Regions from separate parts of the Homo sapiens genome. Here regions 2, 3, 4 and 5 are each linked to region 1. Evidence: read pairs that join two places in POLR2A ChIA-PET (ENCODE). Cell type or tissue: MCF 10A. All regions are shown on one strand.

Region 1 (4,000 bases):
CACATCTGAACAGTGGTCACCTTCTCCACCAACTATCCTGCAGAGCTGGGGTGGCCGCCAGCTTAGGTAGGCTCCACCGCAGGCCATGCCTGACAGATCTTGCCTTCTGTTCTTTCTGCAGAGAGAAAGGGAAAGGAAAAATAAAAGTACATGCACATTTCTCATTTAGGTTTTGGGATCCCTCTCCCGCTTCTGTCCCTTTGGGGACAGAAATTAGCAATCATGGGGGCCTGTGTGGCTCTGCAGCAGGCTTGTCCACTCCAAGATGTACCTCCTTCACCCTAGCTGCCTTGAACTGACGCCTTTCTGCAACCATCTCAAGAATATTTGTCAAACATTTTGTCAGGTATCCTCCCAAATGCCTGAAAGACAGGACTGTACCATGTGGTCTTTCCCCTGGTTTTACAACCCGAGTGCACATGTCCACAACCACTCCCCTGCCTCCACCAATTATGCTGTCCATAAGGTAAGGCCACTCAGAGACCTCTTTCCTTTCACTTCTAAAATTCCTACCTACAGTGGTATACTGATCACAGCTTCTCTTCGTAAGGGGATCCTTGGAAAGACAAATATCCCGTAGCTTGGCACAAATGATCCATTTGCTCAATCATCTCAGATCCAATCACTGTTTGAAACACAGTATTTGACTTCCAAGTAAAACACACACGTGCGCACACACACACACACTTTTTGTGAGTTTTATTAAAAATTAACAATGTCCCTGGCAATTAAGCTTGCAGAATTTCCTTGTCCTTGTTTCCCTCCAGTGAATTTGGGACTTGCAAACTCCATGCTGATGGGAGGACCCAGCCAGGGGTAGAAATCAGCCCTGACTCTCTGGGTGGACAGGGGCCTGACTGCCCCCACCTCACCCCAACTGACTTGTAGAGAGGGCTTGTGTGATGGGGAACGGGGACAGCATGTGTCAGAGCGAGCTTTCTGAAGAAGGGGTTTCCATCTAGCAGTGGAAGTGTCCTGGGGGCAGAGGAGAGGATTCCATGCAGGAGCCACAGAAGTGGGTACAGGGGAAAGCCCCTGGCTGGCAGGGGTGTAGGGGGAGGTAAAGAAGAGACTAAAGCAAGGACAGGGTAAGTGGAGAGAGGAGGGCTCCCAGTGTCTGCCCTGTCCATCTAGGGAGCCTGGATTCTGATAGCCAGGGAGGGGTTTTGAGAATGAGAAACCAAGCAGCCCAGTGGTTGATTACCTGGTTCTCACTGTGTGTGACTCTGGGCACGCTGCTTAAGCTCTCTGAGCCCTGGTGTCCTCATTTACAACACAGGGATGATAACAGAACTCCGTTGGAGGGTGCTTGGCAGGGCTGAATCGGATGACTGGGCGAAAAGCCAGCGGTGGCACACCTTGCACTCTGCGTAAAGGGGCGCCTATTATCACCTTGGGGAAGAACTGGACAGAGCGCCTGGCGGCGGGTGATTCAGTTGGGTAGGTGGGTCAAATTGACCGGATTTTCCAACCCAGATTCACACTTCCTGTCGAGACGGTCGTAAAATAGCTGGCGAAGGTGTTTGTAAACAAAAGTGCATTCAAAGGTTGCCGCTGGGGGTGAAAACAGCGGGGGTTAGGGGAAAGAGGCTCTGTGGCTGGAAGCATTCACTTAGCCCGGGGCACTGTCCCAGCCCAGAGGATATGGATGTCTTTGCAGTCCCTCCTCCCTTTCCCACCTCCCCCGGTACACACACACGCACACACACACACACACACACACACAGCCGGAGTCCCCTCCCGCAGCAACCCCAGGACACGCGTGGTACAGCCCTTGCTGTCGTCCCGTCGATGGGTTTAGGGATGAAGGGTGAGAGCGGGTCGGCGACTGGGAGTGGAGGCGATAATGGGCAGAGTTGGATTAAATTGTCTCCAGCAGCTCCGAAGGCAAAGCATGGGGCAGGGGCGGACACACCGCGGCCTGGAGGGCGCTGGGCGCGGAGGAACGGAGCTCGGGGGCCGGGCCGGCGCTCGGCCAGCAGCGCCGCCTCCCCGGAGGAAGGCGGGGGCCGGGAGGAGGGAGCGGGAGAAGGCGGAGGGCGGAGGAGGGCGGTGCGCTGAGAGGTTATTTGTGGTTCGCTTTGATCCCGAGGGGGAACCTGAAACTCTCACATTCCTGGCATAGCAGCCGCCTCCGGCGCGGGCCGACCCTGGGGCTGCGCGCTGGGGCGCGAACAGCCAGAGCGTCGGCGCCACGGCCGAGAACACATCTTCGCCGCCGAGCTGAGCTGGGCCGAGCCGGAGGTTGTGGTGTCTGACTGCGCTGGGCACCCTCGGGCCGCAGCGGTAAGGAAGGCCGCTCGGCGCTCGGGAGAGCGCGCGAGGCCACAGAAACGTGCCCCAGCCAAAGCTGGAGTCTCGGCGCAACCCGGCCTTTTCCGGGAGTCGGAGCCTCGAGGATCGAGCGTCCTCGGGGCGCAGTGCGCCCTTTCGAGGCAGCCGCAGTGCCTGGCAAGGGCCGCTCTGCCCAGGGAGCGCAGCGCGCTGGGCTTTGCGGGGCTCTAGAAACGCGCGGGTCTCTTGGGGCTGGGGGAGAGGGGAGAGGGCCGACTCCGGAGACAACAGCCACAGTGTTTCGGGTTGCAGGTCGGCGGGGGTGGGGGTGGCGGGGGACAGGGATGGAGGCGCCGCTTGGAGCTCAAGTTGCAGGGTCCTGCGGGCTGATTTGGTTAGGTGGGGGTTACAGGTGCCTTTGCCCCCAACTAGTCCAAGAATTCCTCTTTGTCTTCCTTGGAAAATCCTCTCTGGAGCCACGAATTGGCCCTCACTTAGAAAGAATGCAGCCTGCTGTCCAGCCCGGTGACGTCAGCGTTAGAGTATTTGGAAAACAAAGAGGGCTCGAGAGGGAGGGAGGCGGACCCGCGATGCTTAAAGACCTCTCCGGGCCTCGGGCTACCCTCACCGGCTCGCCCCAGGCGTACCAGCGGCCACCGGTGCTCCAGGTCCGCCCGGGCTCGTGGTGGGGCGGGAGCCCTGGCTGGGGTGCCAGAACCTCCTAGCTTGGAGACTGTCTTTGGTTCCTTAGGCGAGCAGGAGCCCAGGCCAAGGCTGGAGACGCGCGCTGGCTTAGAAAGGCGGCCTTCAGAGAGCGCAGCGGGCGAGTGCAGCAGAGGTTCGCGGCCGGGGGCGCGGAAGCAGGTTTTTGTAAAGGCCCAGGCGTTTGATGTCTGAAAGGACGTGAATCTGAGGGGCTTGGCCGGGACAAATTCGCGATGAGAGGCCTTGGAGATGTTCCTTGCTCCCAGTCCGGGCACACTATGGAGCGCCTGGAATCTGTCAGGAAGGCTCCGCATTCCTTCCTGCCGCTCCCCTGCCTTCTCTGTGGGAGTCGGCCCAGAGAGTGATTATCATAGGAAATGCCCGCAGATAAAACTCCAGGGCGAACTGAATCCCATACGAATTGAATCCCATTTGCTTGCTTTGCCTCGGGTAGCTCTGGAGTCTTGCACATCTACCCCTCGTTGTGTGTGGGGGGCGCATGACTGGGTGCCAGGAAGGATGGGTACAGAGGTGCCCTCCAGACTCATCCCCCACTCCCCAGCTCTGGGCAGCTGGAGTACTGGGGTGGGGAGAGGGAAAAGATCGGGAATGGCTGCTCTGCCAACATGCCATAGCCCAAACTGAAGCAGGACACTAGGGCTAGTTTAGTGGCAGAGGAGGGGCCACATTCCTCCCACCCACCCCCCCAACCCCTGCCCATACACACAGGACCTGTGGCAGTGTGGATTCTGTTTAGTTTTCCCTGGATCCCAGTTTGGAGATTTGTGTTGGAAGAGGCTGTGGAAAGGAAGCTGGGTGAGAGAGGCAGGCAGATTTCCAGTCCATGAACCACTGGGAGCCCAGGCTTAGAAGGGAACTCCTTTCTCCGATATAATCTCCCAGCACTTTAGGCTCACAGTCCCCTCTCCCCTGCCCCAGGTCTCTCAACCAACAGCCTCCCCTTACTTCTCCAGTTGGCCCAAGTCAAGATGGGCTTCCTTGACACTGATGTCAAGAAAGA
Region 2 (4,000 bases), 59 kb after region 1:
GAGACCACATGCTGCTGAGAGAGAGCTGAAGCCTGGGAACCCACCTCTTACCCTAGAACTTAAAGTATAATTAAAAAATAATAATAATAAATTAAAAAAAGAGAGGGAGAAAGGGCTTCTCTTCTGGCCCTCAGGCATCATGCTTAAGACACAAGGCCTACTAAGTCACAAACAGCCTACCGGGAGGATCGCAGCCCTGAGGCTTCTGTGAGCAAAATCCCAGAATGACTGCAGTCTCCAGAGGTGTCACCTCTACCTCAAGCTCCTCTCCCTCAAGCTCCTCTCCCTCCAGTGTTCTCCCCAGGGGATGGGCAAGAGTTTGTGGCTGGGTGGAGAATAGCTAAACCTGCTGGCATGCAGGGCTGATGGCTTCTGAACTATGGGAAATACCACTAGGCATTTCCAGGCAGATGGGGGCTTTAGGGAATTACTTATGATTCATGCCAGTCTGCAGGGTATGTCTGTGCCAAAGAGAACAACACAACATTGGAAATACTTTCTAACCAGAATCACTCACTCCCTCACTCAGTCACTCACAAGCCCACTTGTCATTCATTGAGGACCCAGAGATGGGGCTAGGCACATCTATCCAGGCTTTCTTCCTGCAGTTCTGTTCTCAGTTGAAAAACAACATCAGTGGAAGAGGTAGGCCAGTGGAGAGCAGCTGGGCCATGAAGGGAAAGACAGAAAAAGTTCATAAGCTGGCACACAAGAGCCGCAGCCATCCTATGGGGCAATGTGGACCCTGAAGACTCGCCTGCCTTCAGAGGCTGGCGCCACCACATGCCTCAGCCTCACCGAGCCTCAGCTTTCTCATGGAGGAAGTGAGAGGGTAATCCCAGACCTGCCCCAGTCTCAACATTGAGAAGTGGGGTGATGTGGGGAGTCTCTCCAGATCAGCATACTCTGCTCCAATGCTCCTGTTGTATTAAAAAAAAATCTTTGAGGCCGGGCGCGGTGGCTCACACCTGTAATCTCAGCACTTTGGGAGGCCGAGGCAGGCAGATCACCAGCTCAGGAGTTCGAGACCAGCCTGGTCAACATGGTGAAAACCCGTCTCCACTAAAAATACAAAAATTAGCTGGGTGTGGTGGCATGCGCCTGTAGTCCCAGTTACTCAAGAGGCTGAGGCAGGAGAATAACTTGAACTCGGGAGGTGGAGGTTGCAGTGAGTCAAGATCGTACTACTGCACTCCAGCCTGGGCGACAGAGCAAGACTTCATCTCAGAAAAAAAAACAAAAACAAACAAAAAAAAAATTTGAGAAAATTATACACATATTACATCTTTGTCATTAAAATATCCAGGAAACACAGATAGGCGAAAGGAAGTCAAAAACATAACTGTTAATTGTAGAGGAAAGAGCTGTTAACATCTGGACATAGGCTTTTTCAGCATTTCCAGTACCTAGATATATATTTTAATTGGCTTATACTTTATATATGGCTTGGTAATTTCCCTTTTTTTCACTCAACAATATGCCATGAGTTTCTTTCTACGTCAATAAGCAAACTTCCTCGACATATTCTAATGTTTGCATGACATTCTGTCAATGTGTTGTATGACTAATTTTTCCTTTCCCTGGGGTCTAAATATGATCTAGCACAGAACTGTTACTGATCCTGACTTTATTTAAAATTTTGATGTTTGGTTCACCATGGATTAATCTTTATTTTTAAAAAGTTGCATTAAAATATTACTTGTCTTGATTATGGGGTTTTGGGGTACCCCCTACTTCAGTTGCTTCACCCTCATTCCAGCCCTGTGTCATGTAGATACTCCATACTTTATGCCACTAAATGTTGGGATCCTTGAGTTGTTTCCAGTATTCCAGTTTCTCTGTCTCTGTATTTCCAGAATCCAGTACAATGCCTGGTGCCTGGTAAGCACTCAATAAATATTTGTTGTATGACTGAATGGACGGATGAATGAATGAATGAATGAATTGGTGAAGGAAGGAAACACTGCAATGATTATTTTTGTGCCTAAATTTTTGTACACATCCCCTGAAGGAAAAGGGAATGGGTGTCAAGAGAGGAGGAGGAAAGGCAGAGGCCTTAATGGAAGGACAGCACAGGACCAGGTGTCCACAGCACAGTCCAGGGGAGGCAGCAGTCTGAGTCATGTGTGTGTGGGCGTGAGGCAGGGCTCTAGTGGGCTGGAGTTGCCCTCTCAGTTTATGCACTATCCAAGCCCACCTGGAACCCCCTTTGGAAGTCCCCAAATGGAGCTATCACTACTGCGGCGTGGCTCTAGCCCAAAGAGCTGGAACCAAAACACGGCCATATCCCAGCTGTGTGACTAGCACATGCTCACACAGAGGCGGCACACACACCCAGCCCCAAGAGCCTCCCTCGCACAGGCTGACTCAGAAACTCACTTGGAGACTGGGCTGCAGGCCCGCTGGCCGGCTTACTTCTCCAGGGGTGCCGAGACTCTGTGCCCCCAGCGTAGAGCTGCCTCTCCATAGCAATAGCAACAGGGGGTTTTCTCAACCCTAACCAACGTGTGGAATTTTAAAATAACAAAGCCAGAATCCAAGAGAGGAAATTCTAAGAACATGAAATAAGTCAAAAAAGCAGAGGTGGCTGTTTATTTTCCATCGACTGCTTCGTCCTCTGCCTCCCTCCCTGACCCCAAAGGCTGGGGGAGGGGTCCGGATTCAGATGTCAGCACCACAAAGCTAAAGGAAACCCATCTTCCTGTGTTTGCCAAGGAACAATGCTGGAGAGGCCATTCCAAGGCCTGCACTTTTCCTCTGCACATAAGAATTTAGGTCCCAGTGCATTCATGGGACAAAGAACTTCTGGATATAAACATTTCTGTTCCATCACTCAGTGACATTTGTGACACACAGAGACTAAGATCCCGTGTGGCCTCATGTGCTCAGATCCATACTGACCCAAGCCGAGTGAGGATCTAGTAGGAGATTTACAGTCCTGGCCCCACCTTTCAGCTAATCAGCTGAAGGGTCTGATCTCCTCTACCACCCCAGTGACAACCTCCCAGCTCTGCTTTCTGTCCCTGCCCTCCGAGCTCCCATTAGTCCTTTTCTGGATACTGCCCAAGTTCAGCCTTCCTGGCCCTGACCCTCCTTGCTTCATTCATCCTGTTCTCAGCCCATGGGCCAATCTCCCATGCTGCACCTGCAAGCAAGGTCCTTCTCTGCTCCAATTCCTCCTTGCCCACAGCATTGGGTGCCCTGGATGTATTCCAGGATCTTTATGATGCCCTCTTCCATGCCAGTCTCATGTCCTGCATGCTACCACCCCCAAATCAGGGAAGGACAAAAAGCAGGAAGTTCCATGACCAGACCCACATGGTCTTCCCCTTGGGAAGGCCCCTCCGCAGGGATGAAGAGCTGGACAGCTGCCTTTTCGGAACCAGAAATCAGTACTACGAAGGGGAAGAGGAGTCAGTCAATCAGGCAAGGTGCTGAGAGACCAGCCAATGTACACAGAGCGCCTACTAGGTGCTAGGCCCCACACCAGATGCTTATGGGCATTATCTATCAGTCCCCACAATACTCCCACAGCAGCGTGCTGAGTCCTGATTCTCTTCTCACTCTTCACGGGCCACTGCTGTGCCTCTCGCAGAAGAGGGGCTCCATAGACCAACCAACATCATGAGTGGACTGAGATGGACACCCTGACCCTTACTGTGACTCAGCTGGGCCTTTGGCAGGCATGGGGAGAGGCCAGGAGCAGACTTATGCTCTGTTTGGGGGCCAATCGCAGCACAGGCTCTTCCTCTGCACATAAGGTTCCCTCTGTCTAAAATACTCTTCTCCCATCTTTTGGGCTGACTCCTACTGATCTTCCGTGTCACTCTGCAGCTTCTCCCAGGAAGCCCTCCTGGATCTCCACCCCCAATCTGTGTTATTCCTCGGTGTTCCCCCACACCCTGGGCTTCCCCCAACTCTCCCTCGGTGTTTCAGAGACTGTCTTGAGGATCAGAATGTCAGCCCCTCAAGGACAGGATGACTTCACCTCTGTGCCCCC
Region 3 (4,000 bases), 66 kb after region 1:
CTCCCACCCCCTTCCTCCTCCCTTTTCTCTTCCTCCCCTCCTTTCTGTTACAGGAATTGGACACTTGTAAAGTAGACCAAAAACAAACAAAAACCACCTGACTTGAAATGCCTCAACTGGAATTGAAACCAAAGTCCCCAAGGGTCATAGTTCCAATGCCTAGCCCTTAAGCAATGTCAGCAAGTCTTCACAAACCTAACAGCTCAGGCCCTTGGCCCAAAACAAACTAAGAATGGTAAAGACAGGAACGCTGAACTGTTGGCTGCGGCATACTCCAGTGGTCTTTTGATCTGTGCCTCCACCCCCAAATAGGGTTTGGCCTGCACCCCTGACATACCATGTACCTGTGCTGCTGTCACTGGCTATTACTGTATCAAGGCACAGCGATTTTTTATTATTACAGCAAGGTTCATTGTAAGTGATAATAGATATAATTTCAAATAATTTTGACAGGTTTAAATTTGGGAGATGAGTGCCCTAAAAGGTCTGTTTAGAATGTCATTTTTATGTCATAATGCAGCTAAGAGTCCCCACAAAAAGTGGAAGTGGCAGCTCAGGCATCTTCGTCTGGTTCGAACATGCAGATACTGATCGCTTTACCATCAAACCTTGGACTCTTCATAGGAATCCTTAGAAGTTACTTGTCAATTCCGTGAGGATGACTGTGGTTCAGTTATGTGTTATCTAGTTAGGTTTGGTATATCCAGCAGAAATCCTATCCAGCAGGAGCAAGCCAACTGTGCTGAGGCTTGTTCCTGTCAGGGCACCCCCATTCTTCTCTCAGTTCACCACACACACTTTGCCGACTCAGTACTATTTGAAATACAAACCAGTGACAGAGCCAGCACCAATCTGAATATAAAACATTAAAATTAGCTGGGCGTGGTGGCGGGCGCCTGTAGTCCCAACTACTTGGGAAGCTGAGGTGGGAGGATCTCTTGAGCCAGGGAGGTGGGGGCTGCAGTGAGCCAAGATTGCACCACTGCACTCCAGCCTGGGCGACAGAGTAAGACTGTCTCAAAAAAAAAAAAAAAAAAATGAAGTCACATTGTCATTTATTTATTTACTTATTTTACAGACAGGGTGTCGCTATGTTGCCCAGGCTGGCCTCAAACCCCTGGGCTCAAGCGATCCTCCCATCTCAGCTTCCCAAGTAGCTGGGACTACAGACCCATGCCACCGCATCAGCTCTTATTTTTAGATTAAAATTATAAATACTCACATAAAGGTTCTGTTATTTTCTTCCTGCACCCCCAACAGATCATCTTACATATCCCAATTTGGAGGCCACTGACCTAACCAGGATCCTCTCACCCCAGGAGCCCATCTCTGAAAAGCTTTCTGCTATCAGAAGCGCCCCAGCAGTTAGCCATTTCCCTGAAAATCAGGCGGCCAGGCCCCACAACTGGAAGAATTTCTGACAGAGCAGAAGAATCACATGTTCCAATTCAGACTTCTACTTTGGTATCTGCAACCGCCAGCCTCCCCATGCTCCCCTGCCAAGTTGTGGGGGTGAGGGTGGGCTGAAGACTGTGCTGAAGCAAGGTGGGGTGGGCCCTACTGGGTGTGAATTTGTGGGACTCCCTTGTGTTCCCAAGGCCACACTCAGGCTGCATTCCTGAGGTCTGCAGGGGAGTGGCTGCGTTCCTGGTCCAAGTATAGAGAAACAGCGTCCCCTGGTGGCCCTAACATGTAGTGCCTCAGAACCCCGGCTCCTTCCTTTACTATTTGCTGAACTCGCTTTGATGCTCTAGTATAATGGCGTAATTATTTATACAGCGATGTGTTGCAAAGACCTGGGGTGGTATCTGGGCTCATCTGTGTGATCTTGGGCAAATTAGCTTCTCTGAGTCGCAGTATCTTCAGCATTAAAATCGGATAATCAGACCTACTTTTTAGGGTTGTTGCTAGAAGCAAATGAAAGGATAAATGAAAAGCAGTAAACAGTGGCGAGCACATAGGCAGGACCTCTGCTATGATGTTGGTCATGACGCTTGATGTTGATGCCTGCAGACACTGAAAGGCAACTGAAACATCTTTCTAGACACAGACCTGGAGAGATAGTGAGAGGTTGTGGACAGGAACTCTCCTGTTCCTGAGCTAACACACACGGAGGAGCAGTGAACACGTCCTGGACAGGTGTAGTGAGTACGAGCCTGTGTGTGTGTGCACAAGCACCCTCCCCATGGAAATGCAGAGCGCTCTGGAAGGTGCTCAGCATACATCGCAGAGGGAAGGAGTGGTGACAGCAGGGAAGCAGTGTCACTTATTCTCCAGGCATATTGCAGAGCTAGACCCTGAGAAAGGATCAGAGTTTATTAATTCATACAATTACTTATTGATCACCTAATATGTGCAAGGCAAGGTTAACAAACTTTAGCAAACAACTATCACAAAACATTCAAACAGAGGCAAGTGTTAAACAGCAGAGTTAGTGTAGGCTGGTGTTCTGAGGACTAAGAATTGTATTCCCCAAAGCCACCAGGACAGAACAACTGAAAACACACAAAGCCAGGCCCAGGCAGAGTAAGGATTTCTGTGCTCTGGTGGCCTGCGGGAGTTGCATCACCACTAAGCTCTCTGGAACATGCTTGGGCCCACTCAGTCCATTTGAAGCCAGGACAAGGTGTGAGGTGAGCCCTCTGTAATCATCCCTGCTCATGACTAGGATTCCAGCCAACTAAAATGTGGTTTTGTTAAAAGCTAGTAACCCCTGGGTGTTCCCCCAGCTTTCTCCTACCCACACCTGCAGAACGGGATATGAGCCCTTCCTGGGTTTGGTGATGAAGAAAGAGAGGGTCTGGTGGCCCAGAAGAGGTACGCAAGATCTGCCAACCCCAAACAGGGCCCTTAGGGAACAATCAGTTCTTCCGCAATCCAGAAGAATTTACGCATCTGCACAGGTGAATTGAAAGATCAAAATACGTGAAACATTTGTTGCTGTGCTTCCCAACCACCCCTAAATTACAGACTTCTGACTTGTGGATATTCATCCTCACACCCTTGAGAAGTGCCCTGACCTCACAGAGCCTATTACTTATATTACTTATTAAACACCTACTATGTGCTGGGCAGGGTTAGCAAAATCAGGGGTGGAGAAGGCTGGGTACTAAGGTCAGGGAAGGGCTTCTGCCCAGTTGAGGCTTCTCCTTTCTCATAATCTCCTTTCCCCCTTGGATTCTTTTTCTCTTCTGTCCATCTCACCCATATTCACCTCTAGGGGGATGCAGGGCTTGTCTTTGGCCCACTGCTATCTCCACCAAGCACAAAACATTAATACTCCCTCTGCCTCCAGCACTGCCATTCAAGGTAAATGCAAAATTGTTGCTGCTTCAATGTTTCTACTTTCTTGCAAACTTGGAAAACAACACTGCTACAGTCTTTTTTTGAGTCTTATTCTGTCACCCAGGCTGGAGTGCAGTGGCGTGATCTCCGCTCATTGCAACATTCACCTCCCGGGTTCAAGAGAGTCTCCTGCCTCAGCCTTCCGAGTAGCTGGCACTACAGGTGCATGCCACTACGCCCAGTTAATTTTTGTATTTTTAGTAAAGATGGGGTTTCACCACATTGGCCAGGCTGGTCTCGAACTCCTGATCTCAGGCAATCTGCCCGCCTTGGCTTCCCAAAGTGCTGGGATTACAGGCATGATCCTCCGCACCCGGCCCAGTCTTACAACTTTTCTGGAAAGGTCCTGTACAGCTGTTCAGCTTGGGAGTGAGTTGGAGTAGGAGACGAGCTGGGAACCACCCACCATGGAAAACGCTGTTTCTGTAGAGACATTCTGAGGTCAAACAACTGATTTCAAAAGCTCCAGCTCCCTAGATCCCTGTGGATCTGTTTTCCCTTTTCCTTGTCAGGCACCTGGAAACATTCCACCCTTTTCCTGACTCTCTTGTCTGCCTAACACTCTAATCAGTCTTTCTTGGCTCTGTCCTTGTACCTCAAGAAGGAGAGAAACAAAGGAAGGAGCCAGTTCACGGACAAGGGCTCTTCCAAATTC
Region 4 (4,000 bases), 99 kb before region 1:
CCCGTGCACATCAGGAAGCGGACATGCTTAATAATAACCCTAGTCCTTGTTTGGGAAGCAGGGGAGGGTGGGAGAGAAGAGGGTCTGCAGACAGGAACCTCTTAGGAGTAGTGGAAAGCTGTGTTCCACTCAGTACCACAGTGAGATGGTGAACTTCAGAGTTTCATGGTTTGTTGGGTGCTCCAGAGGAAACCTGCACCTCAACACTGAGTCTTCCAGAAAAGGCAAAGACCTCCAAGCTTGGAACCCCCTCCTACAAGGGCCCCCTCAGACTTGGCAGTGAAGATAATAGCAACGACCCAGATAGACTGAAGAGTAGAGGTCTTTACCCATTTTTCCAGGTCATTCATGAGTGTCCTAAATGCTTGCAAGACCCTAAGAAGGGGAAAGGACACCCCAGGGACCACAGAATTAATTTCTGCTTGCAGTGCAGCAGAGTGAGGCCAAATGGACTTAATTTGCTTTGAAAAAAAGAAATGTGCTATCTCTTGTACCCTCCTTGAGCTTGTGACCCAACACCCAAAGGATGAGTAGTAGTAATAAGGGAAAGAATTGGGAGATGAGGATTGCTTACAGAGAGAGCTAACTGCATAAAGCCAGGAGGTAGGACTGGCATTATAAGCAAGGTGGGTAGGCAGGTGTCTGGCTAAAAAAAGTTTTTCTAAGTCATTGAAAGGTTCTAACTAGAGAGAGTGGCCTGATCAGATTGGATTTAAATATATATATATATGTATATATCACTTTGGAGATAAGAATAGAAGTGGAAAGAAAAATTAGAAGAGCTTTGCTTTGGCTCAAGTGAGAAATGATGGTAGTTTGGATTGGCAAGATAGAGGTAAAAGTAGAAGGACTTGAAATATTTGTTCGAGGTGGAATTGTCCAGACTTGCCCAGTGTGAGCACTGCCCTCATGACCCAGGGGTTAGATCTCTGAGCTAGACACAGGACTAAAGTTACAGCCCCTAGTCTCTGGAAACAAGGTCTGAGTCCAGGGGCTGCTCATCCTTTGAAACCCAACTTAGACTCACATCGTAATAGTATCGTAACGATGACACGATGGTTAATCAAGCACTTCTATGCACTTTAAACACATGAGTTCCAGCCCTGACATTCACCTTTTAGGTGGATAGCATTGTCCTTATTGATCAGGAGATGGTGACTTAAATGATTTGTTCCAAGTTAACATTGAAAGACTTATTCCAGGCTGGACACGGTGGCTCACGCCTGTAATCCCAGCATTTTGGGCGGCTGAGGCGGGCAGATCACCTGAGGTCAGGAGTTTGAGACCAGCCTTGCCAACATGATGAAACCCCGTCTCTACTAAGAATATATTAAAAACAAAAACAAACAAACAAAAAACTAGCCGGGCATGGTGGTGGGCGCCTGTAATCCCAGCTATTTGGGAGGCTGAGGCAGGAGAATTATGTGAACCCAGGAAACAGAGGTTGTAGTGAGCTGACACGGTGCCACTGCACTCCAGCCTGGACGACAGAGTGAGACTCCGTCAAAAAAAAAAAAAAAAGACTTATTCCAAGTCATTCAAATAGTAAATGGATTCCAGCCTAGGTTGTCTGATCCCAAAACCCATGTCCTCTCCCAGGACCATGTTACCTTTCCTGTAAAACTTTCTGTGACATGGGAAGAAAATCCTACCAGAATACTTAGAACTTTAAAGTGTGTACCTTGTTTCTAAAATTGAGATAAAGAACTAGAAGCATTTTTAATAGGAGCATGGGAGTCATGAAACATTTAAAGATTCAACCTTTTATCAAACTCATATATAATGTTGTCACCATGAGTCCTGTTGTCACTGGATTTTATACGAGATTAAATCTCTGTAGTTTCAGATTTTGATGCATTTGAGAGGATAGTTTAATGTCAATGCTACAATACCCAGCAGGGGGCGCTCAATTCCTTTTAGAAAGTTTGAATCACTGGCTGATTGTTAGCTCTGAACGCTGAAGATTCTCAATACGTGTGATCTTTCGCTTGAAAGTGATTCTGCATACCTGGGCTGCCCAAAGTGCTAGCTAGCGGTTATGTGAGGAAAGCACAGCCTTCCTGGGATTCTGGCCAGCCAGGCTTGGACTGAGCAGCTCACCTAGTGGGCTCCCCACTCATGCTTTGTCGGGGGCAAAGTGAGGGCACCCAAAAGTTGAGGGCAGTTCAGAACTTTTGGTTAAAGAAAAAGAGGTCTGGAACCAGGAATTTTGCCCACCTGTGTCCCCAACTTATAGTCAGGCCTGGGGCTCTTTCATTAAGCTGTTTCCCAGATCTTTGCATGAAATCGTTTGGATAATTTAGGCATCATCCAGGAATAATCCATTAGGCTCTAGAAAGACTGTTTTTCTTTTTAAAAAAAAAAAAAACAAAACAAAAACTCTTATTCATGTACAGATTTGTTAATACAGGGACACTGTTGTCACAGGAGTTTGGTATACAGATCATTTCATCACTCAGGTACTAAGCCTAGTACCCAGTAGTTATTTCTCCTGATCCCCTCCCTCCTTCACCCTCCTCCCTCAAGTAGGCCGCAGTGTCTGCTTTTCCCCAGTTTGTGCCTATTGGTTCTCATTATTTAGCCCCCACTTATGAAAACATGCAGTGTTGGCTTTCTGTTTCTTCGTTAGTTTGCTAAGGATAATGGCCTTCAGCTCCATCCACATTCCTGCAAAGGACCTGATCTCCTTTTTAATGGCTACATAGCATTCCATGGTGTATATGTACCACATTTTCTTTATTCAGTCTGCCATTGGTGGGCATTTAGGTTAATTCCATGAAAAGACTGTTTTTCAAAGCTTCCTTTCTTGATTTGGCCCCGCTTTACCCACAGTTATATTTGTTCACCAGTTTCTCACTCTCACTGTGCCATACGCCATCAGTGAGCTCTCGAGGAAAGACTGGGTAGTGGCAGGCCTGAAAAGGCAGCTGGGTGGTCTCCTAAAGGGACTTCATACCTTGTGGCCTTCCTGGCCCAGATGATGGATGGTGCTGGCCTCTGCACCGGAACCAGCCTGGACCAGCTAGCTGCTCAGGCGTGCAAGCAAGGCAGTTGCCCTGGGCCTGCACTCAAAAGGGCCTGCATTTGGTATAATGCTCCGCTTTTGCTGTCTTGAAAGTGTTAATAATTTTTTAACAAGGAACCCACATTTTCATTTGGTACTTGGCCCCATAAATTGGGTAGCTGATCCTTGAATCTATGGTATCCATCAGGGTTCCATGCTGGACAGTGACTAAACCCAGCAAATGCCCTCACCTTAGAAGTGAGAATTCAAGGGACTGTGGGTGTTGGCCTTTGGGGTGACAGAAAAGCAACCAGGGCCAGGAGGAGCGACAGGGAGAATGCTGGGTCAGACCCCCGGGCTTGCCAGAGTCCTGACAGGGGTTCAGGTCCTCGAATGATCTCCTAGGCAGTTGCTGAAATCGGTTCCTCAGCTCAACTGAACCCTCTGTCTTTTTTGCCTCCTGAAAACTAGCCTCACTGACCATGGGAGGAAGGAGAGGTACAGAACTTGAGGTGAGGTTATCACCCAATCTCAGGGCATGTCCCTGCCTAAATTTCATCTGGCTCTTAGCCAACTACTATATGAACTTGCACTCTGTCACCCTGGTCACAGCAATGCAGCTGTTGCAGAATCGAGCCTCTTGAGTGCTGCAGGTGTGAGAAACACAACTACAGAGCTGGGACCAGTGGTTACCCCATTCCTTCATTAGTTCTGCTCATTACTATAAGGATTTCCACCTAGATTTTTATTTTAGTTTACCAACTGGGTTGAACCATATGAAAAAGCTGTTTTTATACATCAAAAATAGTCAGATAATTGCAATTTCCTGTTTTCAGCTAATATTATTCTTACCAAGAGCCAACTGTGTGTGTATACAAACACACGCACACCACACACAAACCGGATTTGATGGGGGTGGGTGGGGGGAACAGGCAAAGGGTGGAGAATTTGAAAACAACCAAATGACTCCAAAGGAAGTAGGGGAGAGGTTGACGT
Region 5 (4,000 bases), 72 kb before region 1:
CGTAAATTGGGCCACAGTTCATGAAAACATTCCTATGATAGCTCATTAACAATGACGATAATCACAGCAGCAGTTCTGTAAACACACCTGTGGACACTGGGTGCTACATATTTTGCTCTCGTAATCAGCCTTTGCCTTGTTCTGTGTGGTGCCTCAGTGAGCTGTGGGCCAAGCACTGTGAGTCCCTGCCTTCCCAATGCAGAGACTCTGGGCTCTCTGTTGGTCCGCTCTCCAGATGTTTCTGGGGGTTCCCAGGTGCCATCCCACATGGGCTCTGAAGCAAGGCCGCAGACATGCTTCCAGTCTCCCTGCTCACCGCTGGCCCCAGCACTGCTGCCCCTTCTGCCCAATGTCCTTGTGAGGGCATCTCTGCTGCCGGCTGTGGCCGAGCCCCACCAGAGCATTGCTGCATGTCCTAGGTTGGGGACCTGGCTCCCGCTTTGTGCCCTTCTTCCATGCTCAGAAATCCCTCCCACACTGCTGCTCCAAGCACATCCTGAGACAGCCCCAGGCCCAACCTTGTCTTGAGAGTCCCTGTTGCACTGGCTTCCACCCAGCTCCCAGACATCCTCCAAGGACAGGGCCCTCTCCCCACACCCTCCATCTGGCTGTCTACCCTCACCCCACCCAATCTCCAGGAATCTCCATGGCACACCCTCAGCCCAGAGAGCAGGTATTTCCTTTCCCACATCATCAGTGGGAGTGCTGAGTGGTCCCTTTCAAAACAAACATGTTGTCTGCCCCCAACATGACCCTTTTGAAATGTCATTTTTCTCAGCTTTAAAGGAAAAGAAAAGGCCATGCTAAGGTCCAGTTTCACTTAATGATCCATTACACATCCAACAATCCACCTGCTGTCTTCTCAGCTACTAAAACCGTCTTTATTTCCAGCCTGCCCCTCAGAGTTGGGCACACTTCAGGAGCAGAGGCCAGAGCCAACACTCACCATACCTCACACACCTCTGGGGAGAAAAGGGTCCTTAAAGTCAACTTCTGGAGCCTTCCCAAAGGAATACAGGCTGCCTGCACACATTCAAACAGAGGTGGAGGATCAAGGAAACCATGCAGTTGAATCTTCTAACTTTAGAAGTGGGGAAACTGAGGTGCAGAGAGGAGAAGCAACTGATCCAGGGTCATTCTGCAAGTCAGTGGCAGGGCATGAGCTCTGACCCATGGCACTTTCCATCACAGAAAGTCTACGGCTTCTGTTCCCAGGAGACAAGCCCACGCTTCCTCAGTAAATGGCAAGGGACTTCCAGGGCCTTTTCATCACCCCGAAGGAGGATTGTGGTCAGGAAGTGTGGGCAGAAGATATTGGACAGTCACCAACTGAGCTGGCTAGCTCCAGACTTGTTTGGGCCTGGAGCAGGGGAAGGAAGTGTGACAGCAGAAAGAAGGGAAGGGGAAATGGGGACCCCCACACACCCTGGCTTCTGCAGCATCTGCTCTCTGCCTCCTCCTTCCTGGGTCCCTTCCTGGGTTCTTTCCTGTACCCTCTTCTGGGTCCACCCTTCCCTCCTCCCAACTGCAACACCTCCTGCCTGGCCTTCCCCACTGTCTCATCACCTGGGTCTTCCTCTGAGTAGAACAAGAGCAGCTGAGAAAGTGTTCAGGAAAGGAAAGGAAGGGGATAGTAAAGAGACAAGATATGCAGAACAGCTAATAGAGCTCCCCAAAGTGAAACCCTAATACTAACTCTAACCCTAACCCTCCATGCTGGCAGTGGAGCACCTTAGAGCAGTGGTCCCCAGCTTTGGCAGCACACTGAAATTACCCAAGGAGCTTTAAAAGATACACATGCCTAGACTCATCCCACAGACTGATTTATTTTTTTCAGTACAACTTAAGAACCAGGATTTGTAAAAGCTCCCTCAATGATTTAAGTATGTAGCCAAGGTTGCAATCCAATTATCAGAAGAAGAGTCCCTTGTCTATCTCATATTGGGTCCTCTGCTTCAATAAGAGGCAAATAATTTTTAGATAGAAAGTACTGAAATCTATTCTATTCCAAGCCTACACATCAGAAATCCTGATTGTTCTAGCCTGGCTGTCAGATTTTCTGCTAAGCTATCTTCCCTGGCATCTTGGACTTCTGCTACCACTGTCAAATCTCAAGATCTCTGATTCTCCATAGTCCTTTTCAGTTCCCAAAGCTCCTTCATGTGAGGCTGTATGAAAAAAAGCTTATAGTCACCACTGCTGTGAATGTGGTCTTTTTAAAAGCTCATCTCTATCTTATAGTTATGACAGAGTAACTGCTACCAGAGTTGTCCTACCACTGAAAACAATAAGAAAGTTGGACAAATTTATGAAACAGCTATTTCCAAATCCTAGACAACAAGAAGTGCAGAACTATGATCAACAAGAGTCATGAAACAAACAAGCAAGCCCTACAGTTTCCCTGGCTTTCTGCCAAGAGTCACTTTTCCAGACAGTGGTGCAGGGGAAGGAACACAAGCATAACACTGCAGTCTTGCCAAGTTAAGCAAGCAGAGATCAGGGTTAAGGGAGGCTAAATCAGCTGGAATTTATGGGGCAGAGCACTGGAACAGAGAGAACTATGCAGAGAACGAGCCTAGAATCTGCATAGGGGTCTCCTTGAATCTATTGCTGAAAACTAAGCTCTGAATGCTTAGGTTAAAACTCCACAAAGCTATGCAAAGAAGTACTGAGAATCTGTATGCTGAACAGTTCCTAGAGCTTACACAGGCTATGAGATAGTAGAGATCCAGCCAGAGGGAAGAGATCTCATTTAACACCCAGTGAACTCAGTGCAGATCCTAGAAGAGTTGTAACTTGGTAGTAAAACTAAATAAAAGAGACCTAAAATAAAGGCTACTCTAGACCTGCCTTAGAAAAATTTAACACAAACTTTGAAAAAAATGAGCTGATTCTAAGTTCCCTAAGTGCATGCCACAATAAAAATTTAATATTCTTTACAAGAAACAGAAGTCATCCACTCAAAAAGGTAACTGTGACAATGCCTAGCATCCAGTAAAAATTACTAGACATACAAAAATGCAGGAAAATGTGACCCATACTTAGGGGAAACATCAGTCAATAAAAACATACCCAGAATGACAGAGACTTTGGAGTTAACAAAAAAGGATATTAAAACAACTATTACAAATATGCTCATGTAAACAGACATAATGCGAAAAGAAATGAGAGCTATAAAAAAGAACAAATAAAAACTATACGGATAAAAAAAGAGGTATTAAATTAAAACTTTATTGGATGAAATTACCAGCTAATTAAACACTGCAGAAGAAAAGGCAAGTGAATTTGAAGACATAACAATAAAAACCCTCCAAAATGATACATGCAAAAGAAAAAAAAGACTAAAATAAATTAACAGAGCCTATTAACTATGGAAACATATCAAGTAGTTGAACATATGTGTGAAGAAGTAAAGGCCAGAAAAATACTTGATGAAATAATACCTGAAATTCTTCCAAATTTGAAAACATTTCTAAAACCACAGATTTAGTAAACTCACTTAATCCCAAGAAAGGTATGCACAAATAAAACTACATGACAGCATATTGCTGAAAACCAAGGATAAGGAGAAAATCGTAAAAGCAGACAGATTTTTAAAAGACAAATAACACATAAAAAACAAAATGAGAATTTCCATGATTTATCATTAGAAAAAAGTGCAAGCCAGAAGACAGTGGAATGACACTTTAAAAATTCTGAAAGAAATGAGGTCAGGAGTTTGAGACCAGCTTGGTCAATATGGTGAAACCCCGTCTCTACTAAAAGATACAAAAATTAGCCAGGCATGGTGGCACGTGCCTGTAGTCCCAGCTACTCAGGAGGCTGAGGCAGAAGAATCACTTGAACCCGGGAGGAGGAGGTTGCAGTAAGCCGAGATTACGCCACTGCATTCCAGCCTGGGTGACAGAGTGAGACTCTGTCTCAAAAAGAGAAAAAAAAAAATTCTGAAAGGAAAACAAATCAATAGGAAGTAAAAATATCTTTCAAAACCAAAGATGAA

What was found. ChIA-PET counts read pairs that join two places held together with the same protein. Peaks named below come from ENCODE experiments on the same cell type or tissue, not always from the same donor. Only the 100,000 strongest peaks of a DNase experiment are listed, where the experiment ranks them.
Region 2: POLR2A ChIA-PET joins it to region 1 with 18 read pairs; 21 of 35 experiments call an interaction of 5 or more read pairs at or near these places.
Region 3: POLR2A ChIA-PET joins it to region 1 with 15 read pairs; 19 of 35 experiments call an interaction of 5 or more read pairs at or near these places.
Region 4: POLR2A ChIA-PET joins it to region 1 with 64 read pairs; 19 of 35 experiments call an interaction of 5 or more read pairs at or near these places.
Region 5: POLR2A ChIA-PET joins it to region 1 with 25 read pairs; 9 of 35 experiments call an interaction of 5 or more read pairs at or near these places.

Annotation. Positions count from the first base shown.
Region 1 is chr3:134,372,628-134,376,627 of GRCh38, reverse strand. AMOTL2 (angiomotin like 2) reads left to right here and starts at 2,181. Exons shown (of 10, transcript NM_016201.4): 1 at 2,181-2,286. RefSeq lists enhancers at 524-1,321, 1,322-2,121, 2,122-2,921. In MCF 10A, no CTCF peak of the experiment used is centred here; DNase peaks (open chromatin) are centred at 1,497, 2,067 and 2,817.
Region 2 is chr3:134,314,036-134,318,035 of GRCh38, reverse strand. All of the region lies in intron 1 of LINC02004 (long intergenic non-protein coding RNA 2004), which reads right to left. Among named protein-coding and RNA genes, the nearest start is that of LINC02004, 2.5 kb to the right of the region's middle. RefSeq lists an enhancer at 3,748-4,000. In MCF 10A, no CTCF peak of the experiment used is centred here; DNase peaks (open chromatin) are centred at 375 and 2,365.
Region 3 is chr3:134,306,235-134,310,234 of GRCh38, reverse strand. No RefSeq gene overlaps it. Among named protein-coding and RNA genes, the nearest start is that of LINC02004, 5.3 kb to the left of the region's middle. RefSeq lists a silencer at 1,474-1,768. In MCF 10A, a CTCF peak has its summit at 1,674 (motif pointing left); DNase peaks (open chromatin) are centred at 14, 1,654 and 2,644.
Region 4 is chr3:134,472,028-134,476,027 of GRCh38, reverse strand. No RefSeq gene overlaps it. Among named protein-coding and RNA genes, the nearest start is that of ANAPC13, 12 kb to the left of the region's middle. In MCF 10A, a CTCF peak has its summit at 1,909 (motif pointing right); a DNase peak (open chromatin) is centred at 1,917.
Region 5 is chr3:134,444,278-134,448,277 of GRCh38, reverse strand. No RefSeq gene overlaps it. Among named protein-coding and RNA genes, the nearest start is that of MIR4788, 8.5 kb to the right of the region's middle. In MCF 10A, no CTCF peak of the experiment used is centred here; DNase peaks (open chromatin) are centred at 1,287 and 2,417.